2 separate regions of the Homo sapiens genome follow, and region 1 is linked to region 2. A link is an interaction called in ENCODE POLR2A ChIA-PET data of the cell type or tissue named here. Cell type or tissue: Panc1. All regions are shown on one strand. Each heading gives the region's core, and the rest is flanking DNA. Links, peaks and the distances in the headings are about the cores only. Region 1 overlaps TMEM248 (transmembrane protein 248). Region 2 holds the start of LOC107986707 (a long non-coding RNA gene).

Region 1 (5,384 bases), core at 259-5,258, 170 kb before region 2:
AAATAATAATAATAATAAAATAATAATAATAATAAAAGAAAGCTTGAATAAAACTATTAAGATTCCAAACATTTTACAAACTTAAAATTCCTTTCTACCATTCACAAGCGTTTTCAAATAGGAAATTAATGAAGACTAAATAAATGTATCCCCTCTGCAAAGAGTTACGAGAAAATTTCTGTAAGCGTCACAGTGGCAAATGTTAGTTTTAATTAATGAATAAATTAAGTTCTGTTTAGGAAAAAAAAAAAGAAAAAGAGATAAAAGAAAGCACACTATTTGACCCCTCCCGCTAAATTCATTCCAACTCCAATTAGGGCATCCTGGTATTGACCAAGATGAAGAAAGAAATGACCACTGCTGGGAAGCTGCCTCTCTGAAAAGTTCAGGGATTTAGGGTACACTGAACATGGCCAAAAGGCAAATTCACAAGCACGTGAGAACATGTGATGAAAATCTATCAGCACAGTACCTTAGATCTCTGAGACTAACTCAGTGAAGACGCTAAACATCAGACGGCACTGTAAGCAAGCAAAAGGCAATACCAAGATTATCCCAAAGATATCTCTAGCAACCCACAAGTTACAAGAACACAAGTTCCTTAAAAAGGGGCGTGGAAACAGCTGTGTTATAAACTTTCTGGAAACCAACTTGGCTATACATATCAATAGTGTTAAAATCTGGCATATTTTATCTCCAACATTCTACTTCTAAGAACTAAACCTAAGGAAACACCCATTGCTCCAAAGATTTAACTACTCAGAGTTATTTTTGGAGTGTTTGCAATTGTTAAAAAATGGAAAACTACATATCCAACAATAGCAGGGGACAACTGAATAAAGCAGGATTTCTCCCCAGTATTGTACCTATCAAAAACACAAGATCTGGGCGTGGTGGCACACGTCCATAGTCCCAGCTACGTGGGGGGCTGAGGCAGGAGGATGGCTTGAGCCTGGGAGTTTGAGGCGGCAGTGAGCTATGATTGATTACGCCACTGCACTCTAGCCTGAGCAACAGAGTGAGTTCTTATCCCCCACAACCACCAAAACAAAGCGGGAGCTAGGCACAGTGGCTCACGCCTGTAATCCCAGCACTTTGGGAGGTCGAAGCAGGCGGATCACCTGAGGTCAGGAGTTCGAGACCAGCCAGGGCAACATGGTGAAACCCTGTCTCTACTAAAAACACAAAAAATTAGCCGGGTGTGGTGGCGCGTGGTTGTAGTCCCACCTACTCAGGAGGCTGAGGCACAAATTGCTTGAACCTGGGAGGTTGAATTGAGCTAAGATCGTGCCACTACACTCCAGCCTGGGTGATGGAGTGAGACTCTGTCTCAAAACAAACAAACAAAACACCCACAGGATCTTAAAATATCACATACAGTTGCCATAAAAAAATAAAATCGGCCAGGCGCGGTGGCTCATGCCTGTAATCCTAGCACTTTGGGAGGCTGAGGCGGGTGGACTGCCTGAGCTCAGGAGTTCGAGACTAGCTTGGGCAACATGGTGAAACCCCATCTCTACTAAAAATACAACAAATTAGCCGGGAGTGGCAGCGTGCGCCTGTAATCCCAGCTATTGGGAGGCTGAGACAGGAGAATTGCTTGAACCTGGGAGGCAGAGGTTGCAGTGAGCCGAGATCACGCCACTGCACTCCAGCCTGGGTGTCAGACTAAGACTCCATCTCAAAAAAAAAAAAAAAAGTTCTCAGGGAAAACTGTGCTCTGCACAATCCTCCATCTGGCGAGGTGAGAACAGGGATGGAGAAACTGAGGCAACAGGTAACCAACAGAAGGCGCTTTACGTAAGCAAAAGGCAATATCCAGGTTACCCTGATAATATTTCAAGCAACCCACAGGTTGCAAGAACACAAGTTCCTTAAGGGTGGCCAGGAAAAGACTGTGTTATAAACTTTCAAAACACTACTAGTTCAGGTGAAAGGGAGAGGTGTGGGAGGAGATGCTTACTTTTTATTACATGAGTTAACAAAAACACAGTTAATTGTGTTGGTGCAAAAGGAATCGCGGTTTTCACCAATACATAATGGCAAAAACCACGATTACTTTTGTACCAACCTAATATAAGGGGAGGAAAGCAGCTAGTAAAGGAGGAAGGCCGGATGGGTGCAGTGGCTCACGCCTGTAATCCCAGCACTTTGGGAGGCCAAGGTGGGTGGATCATGAGGTCAGGAGATCGAGACTATCCTGACTAACATGGTGAAACCCCGTCTCTACTAAAAGTACAAAAAATTAGCCAGGTGTGGTGGCGGGCGCCTGTAGTCCCAGCTACTTGAGAGGCTGAGGCAGGAGAATGGCATGAATCCAGGAGACGGAGCTTGCAGTGAGCCGAGATAGCACCACTGCACTCCAGCCTGGGTGACAGAGCGAGACTCTGCCTCAAAAAAAAAAAAAAAAAAAAAAAAAAAAAAGGAGGAAGGCCTCCTGGTTGGGCACAATAACTCACACCTGTAATCCCAGCACTTTGGGAGGCTGAGATGGAAGGATTGCTTGAGGCCAGGAGTTAGAAACCAGCCTGGCCAACACAACAAGACCCCGTCTCTACAAAAAACAATTTTTTAATAAATTAGCTAAGCATGGTGGTGTACACCAATGGCCCAGCTACTTGGGAGTCTGAGGTGGGAGGACTGGCTCAGCCCAGGAGGTCAAAGCTATAGTGAGCTATGATCATGCCACTGCACTCCAGCCTGGCCAACATGGTGGAAAAAAAAAATGTAATTTTGCAACTTAATAACATTTTATCAGAAAAAAAGTAAGTTAACATTCATTATGCCACAGACACAGGAAGCCTTTCAGTTTCTCCCTCTCTCCAAAGCCCGCATATGTACACATGGCTACTTGTCCAAGTTTTAAACTAACTTTATTGTAGTTTTAAACTGTTCTTTTTTTTTTTTTTTTTTTTTTTTGAGATATTGTCTCGCACTGTCACCCAGGCTGGCATGCAGCAGTGTGATCTCTGCTCAACCTCTGCCTCCCAGGTTCAAGCGATTCTCCTACCTCAGCCTCCCAAATAGCTGAGACTACAGGTGCACATCACCACGTCCGGCTAATTTTGATATTTTTAGTAGAGATGGGGTTTCACCATGTTGGCCAGGCTGGTCTCAAACTCCTGACTTCAAGTGATCCACCTGCCTCAGCCTCCCAAAGTGCTGGGATTCCAGGCACAAACCACCACACCAGGCCCACCATTCATCTTAAATGAGATTTTCTACCTTAGGTTAAATGGGAAGTTTCTGAAAGTTGAGGAAGAGAGGATGGGAGAAGCAAGCCTGCTCTCTACGCCAACCAAAGGAAATACATCGGACTTGTGCTAAGACAGAATGACAGAAACTCACCTTCATGTAGCAGAAAGTAGCATTTCTCAAATATCCTGTGATGTCTGAGACCCTCAAAGAGCTTTAAGGCCGGGGTTACAAACCCTGAGCCTAGTAAACAACAGTCATCGATGCGATGCCAGATTATCCAACACTTAGAGCTGAAGACACTTACTGGTATCAAAGAAACCCTGTGCAAGCTCCAGCACCCAGCTGCCCCAAGCACTGCGCAGAAACCATCTTCCTGCCCCACCGCAAAGCAGTGCAGGCAGAATGAACCTTCAGAGAGACAAGTGAGAAGCAACGAAGACACAGGAGAACTTCAAGGTCTCCAGTAATCTCTGGGCTGCTAAGTCCAAAGCTGGAGCTCCAGTCCCTAACTCATGTTGCTGCAGCATCTGATACAGAAGTGGGGTGGATCCTCTCCCAGTTTCCACTCCGGGTTTTCTTAACATTCATCTGGCCACCCCTTCCTTCTCAGGATCCTTCAAAAGCTGGTGTTCCCAAGTTCCAGCTGGGGCCTCTGCTCAAGGGGGACACGCTCATTCATGCCTTAATCCCATTTTATGTACCTACTCACCTCCAGATCCAAACAGTCACCTACTGGAGCTATCTCCTTAGATGACCCAAAGGCCATCAAGGCCAAAACTTATCCCAAGGCACCAAACTGGCTCCTTCCCTAAGGAAAAACACCGTCATTTACCTAGTGATCCCTGCCAGTCATTCTTTTTTTTGAGACAGGGTCTGGCTCTGGTGCCCAGGCTAGAGTGCAGTGGTATGAGCATGGCAGCCGCCTTGACTTCCTGGGCGCAAGCGATCCTCCCACCTTGGCCTCCCAAGTAGCTGGGACTACAAGTGCATGCTACCACTCCTGGCTAATTTTTGTATTTTTTGTAGAGATGGGATTTTGCCATGTTGCCCAGGCTGGTCTCAAACTCCTGGGCTCAAGCGATCCTCCCGCGTCAGCCTCCCAAATGCTGGGATTACAGACGTGAGCCACTGCGCCCAGCTCCTGCCAGTCATCCTTGACACTCTGGCTCTCCTACAACCAGTTACCAAGTCCTATCGTTTCCACATTTTAAGTGTCTCTCAAGGGCAGCTCTCACTCCATCCCCACTGACACTGCCTCCCTGCACCCTCAGCCAAATTAAATTGTTGTCTGAGCCGGGTGCTCACAGATGTAATGCCAGCATTTTGGGAGGCCGAGGCAGGTGGATCACCTGAGGCCAGGAGTTTGAGAGCATCCTGGCCAACATGAAACCCCATCTCTAATAAAAATACAAAAATTAGCTGGGCATGGCGGTGCACGCCTATAATGCCAGCTACTCAGGAAGCTGAGACAGGAGAATCGCTTGAACCCGGGAGGCGGAGGTTGCAGTGAGCCAAAATCAAGCCACTGAACTCCAGCCTGGGCACGAGAGCAAGAGTCTGTATCAAAAAAAAAAAAAAAAAAAAAAAAAAAATTTGTCTCTCATTTCCATGATATTGTTTCTGCATTCCTCCTACCTTGGACAGTGCCTGACACCAGGAAGGTGCTTAACAATAATAACGTCTACCGTCATTGCCTACTTTTTGAGAGAGGCACTGCTCTAAGAGTTTTGCACCTATTGTGTATGATCCCTAAAACATCTCTATTTTACAGATACGGAAATTAAGGCATATAGAAGTCAGCTAATGTGCCCATGATCACACGGGAAGTGAACCTGGATTCAAATCCAGTTGGCCTCCAGAGCCCATGCATTAACCATTAAGTTCTACTTCGGTCCAATAAATGATATAGGTTTGCATAAAGAAGTCAATCTGGCAGGGCACAATGGCTCCTGCCCATAATTCTAGCACTCTGGGAGGCTGAGGCCAGCCGATCACTTGAGCCCAGGAATTCGAGACCAGCCTGGAAAACACAAGAAGACCCTGTGTCTACAAAGAATACAAAATTTAGCTGGGTGTGGTGGTGCACACCTGTAGTCCCAGCTACTTGGGAGGCTGAGGTGGAGGGATCACCGGAACCCAGGAGTTTGAGGCTACAGTGAGCTGTGATGGCACCACTGCACTCTAGC
Region 2 (5,384 bases), core at 183-5,182:
GTTACGGTACTGAACCACACTGTCCAGCTTGTCTAGATATTTTGTGCAAACTGTATGATTTATGGTAAACACCTGATTTCCTTCTGGAGTTGCTGTAACGGTGATCAGTTTTAAAGGGACTATATGCCTATGTGATATGGTTTGGAACTGTGTCCCCACCCAAATGTCATGCTGAATTGTAATCCCCAATGTTGGAAGTGGGGCCTGTGAAAGGTGATCTGATCATGGGGCAGTTAATCATGAATGGTTTCGCACCATCCCCTGTGGTTCTGTGCTTGTGAGATCTGGTTGTTTAAACGTGTATAGCACCTTCTCTCTTGCTCCTGCTCCCACTAGGGGAGACACTTTGCTCCCCCTTTGCTCTCCACTATTACTGGAAGCTTCCTGAGGCCACCCTAGAAGCAGAAGCTGCAATGTTTCCTGTACAGCCTGTAGAACTGTGAGCCAATTAAACCTCCTTTCTTTATAAATTACTCAATCTCAGGTATTTCTTTATAACTACGTGAGAATGAACGAACTAATATACTATGTGACCAACCTCCAGTAAAAGCCCTGGATTCTGAGGTGTACATGAGCTTTCACAATAAAAAACACTTCACACATGTTGCTAGAGTTTACGGCTGGGGAAGTAAGCACATCCTGGGCAACTCTGCTGGGAGAAGACGCTTCGAATCTTAACAATGCTGGTGTCCTGTAGAATCTGCTCAATGCACAACTAACCTTTATTAATCCTACTTTGTATCCCCTCACTGTAACAAACCATAGCAAGGAATAAATATGTCCTGTGAGAGCCTCGAACGAATTACGAAACCTGGGGGCAGCCCTGGGGACTGCTGACACAGGATGTGACTACAGAGTCATAAGGGAAGTCTTTGGGGTAATGGAATAGTTCTGTATCTTGACTATGGTGGTGGCTACAGGAATCTACGTATGAGATGAAATGTGCATGACACTATACACATACATTGCACAAATATCAATTTCCTGGTTTTGACATTACATTATAGTTATGTAACATGTAACCATTAGGCAAACTAGAAGAGTACACAGGACCTGTCTGTACTGTATTTACAGCTTCCTATGGATTTGAAGTCATTAATTGTTCCAAATTTTAAAGTTTAGTTAAAAATCACACATGAACGTTTTTTAATAAAAATAACACCTATCATGGGACTAATGTGTACCAGTTAAACACAACACTCAGATCATTCTGCTGCTTCTAAGTATAAAAAGAGAGCAAGGGTACCACCAAAAGAGAGTGCCATCATTTGAAAGGCTATGTGGTGGTGGTGACAGCTGTTACGGTAGAAGGCAGGAGAGTCGGCACACCCAGATTGGACATCACAGCTACAGACAGCATATCCTGTAAACACAGGAAGAAACATGGGGGATCAGCTGCGTGAGACTCAACTCCTTCTCTCCTGGGCAGACAGACCTGTCCCTAGACAGTAACCACCACCAGCACTGCTTCCAGGAGGGAGCTCCGAGGGGCCACACATCGCTCCTGTTGGAGCACTGCATTCCAATAAATAGAAGCTTGGTTGAGCAACCTGGGCATAAAGAATGCACAATTCAATTGGTCCCACTTATGTCAGGGAAGACAGAGTAAAAATGATCTCTGCTGCTGGGACAGTTAGGATTCTGTAAATTGTGCCTCGGCGCTAGGTTTTATTCTAGGTCCAGGTACCCTAAAAAGGACAGAGAGGTACAAAGCTTACTTACAAAGCTCACAGAACTATTAGTGTTCTTTCTTAAGGCTCTGGATGCAAACCAGTTTCGTCTCAGAAAAGCAAAACGAAAATACTTTGCAGATGTGAGTAGTTTCCCTCTATCCTTCTTGGCGGTCCGCTTCCTATTCCTGGGTTCAATGTCATGCCCTCAGAGGTCATTCCTCTCTCCAGGCAACTCATCTGGGACTTACAGGAAACATCCAATCAATTCTAGTAAAACGATAAGGTATCCTTTGACCTCAGTTAAGAAATAAAACTTACGGGTGATTTTTTTCCCTTAAATTTTTTTTCCAGTTAGAAAATAATGGAATACTCATTATTTACAAAACCTGATATATACAGACAAGCAAAAAAAAATGTTTTGGTCGGCCGGGCGCAGTGGCTCACGCCTGTAATCCCAGCACTTTGGGAGGTCGAGGCGGGCGGATCACGAGGTCAGAAGATCGAGACCATCCTGGCTAACACGGTGAAACCCCGTCTCTACTAAAAATACAAAAAGTTAGCCGGGCATGGTGGCAGGCGCCTGTAGTCCCAGCTACTCAGGAGGCTGAGGCAGGAGAATGGCATGAACCTGGCAGGCGGAGCTTGCAGTGAGCCGAGATCATGCCACTGCACTCCAGCCTGGGCGGCAGAGCGAGACTCCATCTCAAAAAGAAAAAAAGTTTTAGTCATCATCCAGAGGCAGTTACTGTATATGGTACATATTCCTATAGTGTTCCCTCTGCATTCATTCAAATATTTATATACTGATTGATTACTGCACGAAAGGCACTTGGGATACAAATGTAAGTAAAAATAAATCATTTCAGTCATTGCGGAGCTTAGTGTGTAATATGAGAGATATGACTATGTATCTGAAAGGCCTAAAGAAAATAAAACACTATTAATGCTGAGAAATTAACTTTAAAATGGCTAACTTTAAAAAAGAATTCACATTTATGTGAAATAAGCTAGATAGGTACATGAAATCTGTGGAACTCTTGTAACAGAGAAACAATAACAAGTTAGAAAGTATAAAAAAGATATCAGTCATAATAGCATCAATATGTAAACACTTGTAGAAAAACATTTTAATGAGAAAATATAATCCACATAAAAATATGGAAATATACTTAACATAATGTGTGAAAATAAATGTTGTAACAGTGTCAAACATTCCAAAATGTGTAAGTTTACTACAAATGGCCATAAAAATCCCACAAGACTTTTTGGAACTCAACAAAATGAATGTCAGCAAAAATAAACAGACTCAATTATTTTTTGATTTTCTAAATTAATTTTCTGAATTTTTATTTGCAAACTAGTTAGAAGACTGTGAACACAAGAACAGACCTGTCAAACCACTACAGGATACACTGACTCAAAAATGAATCTAATGTAATATATAAGGTAATTTAATGTTAGAAGAAGGAGGGGAAGGGGAAATTTTCAATAAATAGTGTTGCAATAACTGGTCAGCAATCTGACACCCCCTACATTAATTACAGGTATCTTTAAAAAGTTAAAGATTTTAGAGACAAACAGAAAATGGAAAGAACTAAAATGAAGTATTCATGAAAGTTCTAAAGAGATGAGTGTCATCTAAGGTTACAAACTGCAGGGAAAGTCAGAAAGGAAACAAAACTTAAAATACATAAACTGAAACATCTAGCTAGTTTTTAAGAGGCTATCTGTAGCCAAAATATAAAAGCAAATAAGGGACTAGAAAAAAAAATCTGAACAGGACAATGAAGTATTTTATTAAATTCAGAAATAGTACTAACACAATTTATAAATCTTTGATAGCCAAGCAGGACAAGGTTATGAGCAGACCATGACCTTGAGCAGACCGCAAAATGTGAGCAGTTTGCTAGAAACAGAAACGGAATGCCAAAGGGTATGTGCATTTAAAATTCTGACATATACCAAACTGGTCTGACAAAAAGGCTATACCATTTACATTCCCACCTACAGTGTATGAGGGAATCTGGTCTCCCATAACCTCATAAGCATAGCATTATCGAACTTTAATTTTTTGTCAATCTGACAGGCAAACAAAAAAAATCATTTAACGTGCATTTCCCTAAGGTTAGCCATCTTTAGAGATATTTATTAGCACTAGTATATTTTCTTTGAATAACTGATTTTGCTCATTTTTCTATGTCATTACTATTTTCTTTTGATTTATAGATATTCTTCTTATATATCTTTCAGTACTCACCTTCATGGTATGAAGACGCCATCATTCTAATAAAAGACTTATTAGCATTTGCAATCTGTAATCCAAGGTTCACCAACTTTCATATGATTAAATATAATGCTTCCAAAATGAATGTGAATGTCAATGTCAGAGTTTTAATGTTAAATATAACAAAACATTATTTGTCCAAACGTTAGCTTGGACAAATAATTCCAAATGATAATCAACTCCCTGGAATACAATGTAGAGTTGATTGCTGCTGGAATGAGCAGAGCAAGCAGGGGAGCATTCTCAAGGAATGAGTTCTAGACAACAGTCTTCTATTGTACTAGATCACGCTCTCCTTGGTTAAGCAAAATTGTAACTCTAATCTGAGCATGCCATTCTCCGGAATAACAGCTCAAAATTACATACAAGATAATCTGGCTACCGTAGCCTACTTTGTACCATTCTCTATGCCCTCGCCCAGGGAAGCAGCACAAATGGTCAATTTATTCACTAAGTTACTGACCAAAAATTATTTCTCCTAACTCCACCTAAGGTAACAGCAACTTGCAACATATTAGGTGGTCTCTGTTAAAGGCATTTCTTTTCTTTACGCTTTTTTTTTCTTTTCTTTTCTTGACATAGGATCTGGCTCTATAACCCAGGCTAGAGTGCAGTGGCATGATCACAGCTCACTGTAGCCATGACTGCCCAGGCTCAAGTGATCCTCTCCACCTTAGCTTCCCAAGTAGCTGGGACTACAGGTGTGCATCACCATCCCTGGCTAAATTTTTTGTTTTTTGTTTTTTGTTTTTTTTTTGAGACAGAGTCTCACTCTGTTGCCCAGGCTGGAGTGCAGTGATGCAATCTCAGCTCACTGCAAGCTCCGCCTCCCAAGTTCACACCATTCTCCTGCCTCAGCCTCCAGAGGAGCTGGGACTACAGGCACCTGCCACCACGCCCAGCTAATTTTTTGTATTTTTAGTAGAGACCAGGTTTTACTGTGTTAGCCAGGATGGTCTCAATATCCTGACCTCGTGATCCGCCTGCCTTGGCCTCCCAAAGTGCTGGGATTACAGGTGTGAGCCACCGTGCCTGGCCAACAGAGACAGGATCTAGCTATATTTCCCAGGCTGGTCTCGAACTCCTGGCCTCAAGCAATCCTCCCATGGTTTGCCACCCAAAGTGCTGGGATTACAGCCATGAGACAATGCACTCAGCTCAGAACTTTTTTCTCAAAGGCATATCATAGTTTTAGCTTTGCTGTAGCCATTTCATCCATAATCACTTGCTGTGGCTGGGTAAAGTGATACACACATACACACACGCCCACACTGGTTTAGAGAAATACAAAACGCAATGCCTAGACGTGAAATGTATTTATTCAGATTTGTTAGATGGCGCAATCAAATAAATATTTGTGTTATGCTCTAAGCTTTTAAGAAGTCTTTTGTATCTAAAATATAAGACACATATGTAAATGACATCCA

What was found. Peaks named below come from ENCODE experiments on the same cell type or tissue, not always from the same donor. Only the 100,000 strongest peaks of a DNase experiment are listed, where the experiment ranks them.
Region 1: POLR2A ChIA-PET joins it to region 2 with 21 read pairs; 9 of 35 experiments call an interaction of 5 or more read pairs at or near these places.

The regions. Positions count from the first base shown.
Region 1 is chr7:66,928,833-66,934,216 of GRCh38, reverse strand. All of the region lies in intron 1 of TMEM248 (transmembrane protein 248), which reads right to left. Among named protein-coding and RNA genes, the nearest start is that of TMEM248, 10 kb to the right of the region's middle. In Panc1, for the core only: no CTCF peak of the experiment used is centred there; no DNase peak of the experiment used is centred there.
Region 2 is chr7:66,754,624-66,760,007 of GRCh38, reverse strand. All of the region lies in intron 1 of RABGEF1 (RAB guanine nucleotide exchange factor 1), which reads right to left. LOC107986707 (a long non-coding RNA gene) reads right to left here and starts at 2,149. Exons shown (of 2, transcript XR_001744945.1): 1 at 1,723-2,149; 2 at 1-1,363. In Panc1, for the core only: no CTCF peak of the experiment used is centred there; no DNase peak of the experiment used is centred there; H3K27ac peaks cover 278 bases.